Regions from separate parts of the Homo sapiens genome. Here region 1 is linked to region 2. A link is a loop called in an ENCODE intact Hi-C map of the cell type or tissue named here. Cell type or tissue: MCF 10A. All regions are shown on one strand. Each heading gives the region's core, and the rest is flanking DNA. Links, peaks and the distances in the headings are about the cores only.

Evidence for each region. A loop is a pair of places that touch in the nucleus more often than their neighbours do. Peaks named below come from ENCODE experiments on the same cell type or tissue, not always from the same donor. Only the 100,000 strongest peaks of a DNase experiment are listed, where the experiment ranks them.
Region 1: it touches region 2 in a loop (8-fold over the local background); 2 of 110 quality-filtered maps call a loop at or near these places.

Annotation. Positions count from the first base shown.
Region 1 is chr3:70,529,654-70,532,578 of GRCh38, forward strand. No RefSeq gene overlaps it. Among named protein-coding and RNA genes, the nearest start is that of MDFIC2, 220 kb to the left of the region's middle. In MCF 10A, for the core only: a CTCF peak has its summit at 1,601 (motif pointing right); no DNase peak of the experiment used is centred there.
Region 2 is chr3:71,857,759-71,860,683 of GRCh38, forward strand. No RefSeq gene overlaps it. Among named protein-coding and RNA genes, the nearest start is that of PROK2, 74 kb to the left of the region's middle. In MCF 10A, for the core only: a CTCF peak has its summit at 1,567; a DNase peak (open chromatin) is centred at 1,563.

The DNA of each region.
Region 1 (2,925 bases), core at 236-2,735, 1.3 Mb before region 2:
AGTTTACTTACCTGCTCTGAGCCTTCATTTTCTCATCTGTAAAAAGGAGATGATAATAACACAATCTATTTATTGGTTGTGATGAGGCTATTATGAGAATGCAAGTGAAGTGCATAGCATATAATTAACACTCAATAATGCGAAAAATAAAAGATCACTATCTTACTGATGATGGCATGAATAACATCTTTGTGAAATAACTTAGAACTGAATTTTTGTTGTAAAAATAGGGGACCAGTACATTTATCAGTGATCTTAAAACCTTCCCTACTACACCAAAAATGGAATAGGAATTTGGAAAATGACATTTACTTAAGGTTTGTCATGTTTCAGACCAAGAGAAAAATCAGGAAAATCACTAAACCCTGCTATGTAGCCTATGGAGAGTTGCTTAGTGTTTGGTAAGAATGTGGCATTATATTTATTTTATTTTTATTTTTCTGTATCCACTTCTCCTCCCTCAGATCAAAGTATTTTAATAATAAAAAATAAGTAATTTAAATTTTAGATTATTTAGCAAAATTTAGATTATGTATTGTTTGGTTTCAGATGGTTTCACTGAAGGTGCTTTCCCGCCAGTGAAAAAAATATGATGATTCAATAGTGGCTATAAAATTATTGAAAATGGTATTCTAAGTCTTAGAGCCATTTATCTTATTACTTGATATGCTTTAAAATGTTTTTAATTACAAATCTAAATTTGCTTTTTCGATTTTAAATTAAAATCACCACCCAAAATTCTTAAGCCATCTTTCTCTTAATGGATTGGTCAGACGTTTCTATTATTTATCCAACAGAAGAACAATGGGAAATTAGAAATTACAATACATTTGTTAGTGCTTTGTCAACAAGAATTTATGTGGTGTGTTGGAATGCTGAAACATTCTATTATGCTATTTCTGTGATATTGGTAGCTAGGTTTAAATTAAGCACCTACCTGAACGTTTGTTTGTGATTAGAAATGTGTCCAATGAAAATATATTTTTCATGCCAAAATTCAAGAAGAAGGTGGTTTACACAAGCACGTTCTTAGCAGGAAGTCAAGCTGGACTTTTTCAATCCAGCCAAAATCAGAAAGCACTATAAATCTCCCTAGAAAACAAGTTTATAAACTCAAGTTATGTTTAAATAAACATTCTAAGTTAAAATGCTGGACTGAACCCCAGAATATGTCCAGTTTTTCTTATCACTGCTTCTCCGGTGCTGCATTTAATTCTATGATAATTAACTGAGATTTTTAAAATTTTCTTGGAATATCGTGGCAAAATTATGTAGTGCCCATGGAACCCCTTGGATTTAAAAAAAAGTTAGAACATGATTCTGGTTAAACTCTATTACCGAATATTCAATTTCATTGCATTTCCTCCCATCTCCTGTTTGAGTATGTCAAGAATTTCTTGAACTATAGGGCATAATCACTTGAAGACTTTATGGATCTCCTTGGGTTAAAAAAATACTTTTTCTGACTAAATTTAAATAATTAATATTTGATTATATCCCACCTCTATCCTGTACCCATTTTTGTCTGATTCTATTATTGGCCAAGATTCACATATTCACCACCAGCATAAATAAAAACTCAGTTCTTTTAAATTGTCCACAAGGCGGCAGTAAAACATCTTGCTTCCCCCCAATATCTTGAATTTCCAAGTATTCATTTTCCAAACATTTAGTATTATGTTTCCCTGAATAAAATTAAAAACTATTCTGCCTTTAAATTTCTACTTTGCCATTCCAATAGAATGTATTAGTAAATATGAGTTAGTCATGATGAGATACTTAATTTTCTCCTACAATAGATGAGTAGAAATCCTTCAAGTTTTGCTAACATAGATTGGTTATTTATATTGACAAGCAATACTCCTTTCCTGTTTTTCCGGGTTACAGCGGGCCTCTGTAAATTTTCTGATAAGAGAATTTGTTTCTGACCAATGCCAATATTAAGCTTGACATCTTGGTTTGTTTTTTTCTCACTAATTGTATTATGGAAAGGCAGCTTCACGGGTGATTTTTCTACTCAGAGTTTTCAAATGAAATGTAAAATCGGATGTTCCCATTTGTTTAGCAGACACCCTGACAAACCACTGCAGTACAGAAAAATACACTTTTAATAGGTTTTCTTCACAAGTGAGAAAACATCTAAAGATAGTCAAAATTGAAGGCTCAGTAGCAGTGCAGTACTCTAGTAGGAATCTCACCCGCAAATGGGTAGCTCCAATTGCTTTGGTGCTTTCGCTTACATGGTGTGGACCCAAATTGGAGACTACCTTCCATGACCTCATGTGTCAAACCATTGAAGTGTACCTTGGAACACATGCCCCACACAGGAGAAGGGGCGGGGGACCTGGGGGATGGATGACCTTGTACTATTCACTGACTTACTGCTGCCAGAGCAATGGTTGCCCTGAGGGCGAGAAGCTGCCAAAGGCACCTCTGGCATAATCTGTCATCCCAGTAAATGCCTGCCATTCCTGAGAAAAACATGCAGGTGTGCATGCATTAGAGAAAGAGATAGACAGAGAAAGAAGGGATGCTTTGGCAAAACAAATTTGAAACACAGGAGATCTAAGCTGCAGTCTTCATGCTGTCTGCATTCCTGTGAAAACTGCACGGAACTTGGCCCGAGCAAGATTGTGAGATTGAGTCCAGCATTTTGCCAATGCAGGCGTGGCGTGCTAGTGTGTGTGCATGTGCCTGTGTGTGTGTGTTTGTGATATCAAAGCAAATCATTTATGAAGTGTATTCATATGGCAAAATGCAAGACAGTCAGTAATAGTTTCAGTTCTGTCCATTGGTTCGTTTAAGATGCGTACTGCCTAATGCCATTAGAATTGAACATTGTTTTCCTAGTAATAAAAGACATGAAGTTCTTAGCAATTTGTGCCTTCAGAAGGATGATTTCCTATTTAAAATGCTCTAAAGTAA
Region 2 (2,925 bases), core at 95-2,594:
TACTTCTTAACCAGGAGGCTTGATTGCCTCTAGGAAAAGGAGGGGTCAGCTAAAGTCTGCAAAGATCCACTTTCCACAACATTATTTGGATAAAGGTGGAAATTCCTCTGTGCAGAAGTGACAGGCACACCCCACCCAAAACAGCCAATCTCCACCACAGGTGCCCACCACCTGGAGGGCCCAGAGGAGGCAGAGATGCCCTGCAATTTTGTTTTGGGTTTTCCTCTTGGCAGCACTTGCCAACTATGGAGCATAGCCTGATGATCCCTAATAAACTCTGAGTTATAAAAGGGGATTAAAGCTCTATCTGCAAAAATCATTTGTGGTTCAAAACAATCACCATGCTTGCAAGAAATGTGGTGGCGAATTATGTGAAAATTGCATGAAAACCTTGCCAAATCCTCGCTCAGCATTCCAGTTAGTAGAATCCAAATGAAATGAGGAAATAATCACGGGGCTAAGATGATGCCTAATTAAAGCTAAATTTAGCCAACTCTGGTTTTTCAGAGTTGTCATGAAATCCATTTCAACTCAGACAACAATAACAGCAAACCAAGATAATGAGGAAAGGGATTTAATTTGAAAGGTGGAATGCCATCAATATAATAATTAATATTAAAAACACACACACACACAAGGGCCAAATGACATGGGCAGTTTTTGGTTGACATTTTCAGTGATTTCACTGTGGCTTCACGGCTTTTTTACTTAAAAAAAAAAAAAAAGAAAAAAAAAGAGCAAGTGAGAAGAATATCAGGCAATATGGTGATTTTCTTGCCATTTTCAGTGGCTCTCAGTGACCTGGTGGGTGTCTCATTGCAACACAGCGCAGGAGACCAGACTCTAATTACAAGGCAGGGCAGATTCCGGCTCTGCCCTTCCTGACAACTCCATCGCAGGCCTGGGAGTGATACCACAGGTCTGGCTCTAAATTAGATTGGGAGGAAAGGAGAGACAGTCTGCTCAGGGCGCTGGCAGGCCACACCAAATGAGTGCTTTAGCCCTGGGCTGCCTTCCCCGTGAGGCTTTGCTTCCGCCTCACTTAATATACGACCCTGAGAAATAATCAGGAAACATCAGTGAAGTTTCCAGTCTCATGAAAGAGAAGCAGACAGGAGAGTGAGATGAGAGGTGAGGAAGTGGTTGATCTAGGAAGTATCCTTCACAGCTGGGATTCGGACACCCGCTGCCACACACGAGTATAACAAGAAGGCCTTCGGCTTCAGCTGATTTTCTGCCTTTCCTCAGCCCTTGGAGGCAGGGAAGGGACATAAAAATCTGAACAGTGTTTATGTGGATACTGACCTGCCCTCCATCTCCAGTGAGAACTGAGTGAGCCCAGACTTGAATTTCTCTTAGAATTCCCCAATATTCAGTTATCGTTTCTTAGCTGCCAACCACTTTTATCGTCTTATTTAGGGTGTAGTGCAATACTAAAAAGTAAGTATCATTACCCCCATTTTACAGATTAAGAAACCAGGACTGCAGGAAGTTGAATAACTTCCCCACAACCCACAGAACAGTAAGTGGCACATTTGGGATTCAAGCCAAAAACTGCCAGACTATAGTACAATACTGCCTCCTAGCTACTTCATTCAGCCAGGTGTCAGAATGTCACCATGTGTGTATACCCTGATTATGAGATGTCAGTTTTGAAGATGTTTTTAATATGGTTTTTAAAATGCAAACTATAAACTTTCCGCTTAAAAAAATCCAAGTAATGAACAAAGGAGACATTCCCAAACAGCCCTGAGCCTCATCACAATTACTCAAAAGGGAGAATAAATTAGAATGTTCAAAAGAATAATGCCACACATGAAATGAATCTAAGGTTTTTCAATACTCCCAAGAATAAGATCCAATGAGAAAAGAAAGAAACTTAGCATGTATACGCATATGTGCATTTAAAATCAACTTTACTATTAAGGTAAGAATATTCATAGCCAGGTATGGTGGCATATGTCTGTGGTCCCAGCTACTCAGGAGTGTGAGGTGGGAGGATGGTTTGAACCTGGGAAGTGGAGCTTGCAGTGAGTCAAGATCATGCCACTGCACTCCCGCCTGGGTGACAGAGTGAGACCCTGTCCCTGCCCCACCAAAAAAAAAAAAAAAAAAAAAAAAGATAAGAATATTCACAGTCTTTGCCCTTCCCTGACCTCTAAAGAGAATCCACTGTGCTAATCTGACACCTGCCTCTCCCACTCTGCCAAGCCCTATGGCATCGGTTCTAAAAGGGTGTTCCAGGGAGAAAGGCTGTGTGGGCAGAGCGGGAGTGCAAACAAATCAACTAATAAATCCCTCTCTTCATCTTTTTATGAGAGGGGGTAGTTTAAGTAATTTAAAATAGTATCTATCAAAAATAAAGTGACCCAGGAAAAATATTATTAGATACCAGATGCTCATCACAATTTGATCACTTCAATATTAAAGATGGTATTTTCCAAAACTGGTTGCAATAATATCTCCCTTCCTATATCCCCTTCTTGTAGCATAACTTTGATACTCCTCTCATTGACAGGTGGGTCTCAGTTCTCTTCTTCTGAGTTTTGGCAGGCTTGTGATCATGGTGGAGGTCACACTGTGTGACTTCCAAGACTTGTCCATAAAAAGCAACACAGCTTCTATCAAGTTGTCTTTGGACACAAGCTCTTGGAATTGGCCACCATGTTGAGAGGAAGTCCAAGCAGCTTCATGGAGAGGCCAAGTGTAGATGTTTCAGTCGGCAACCCCAGCTGGGTTCCTCACAAGCATCAGCATCAGCTGCCAGACAAGCGAGTAAGGGAGCCTTCCTATGATTCCACACACAAGCCCCTGAGTCAACTCCTAGCCTTCATAGTGAGGTTCTGGACATTATGGTTGAGACAAACTGAGTCCTCTGGACCACCTTTCATGACCCACAGAATCATGAGCATAATAAAACGGTTG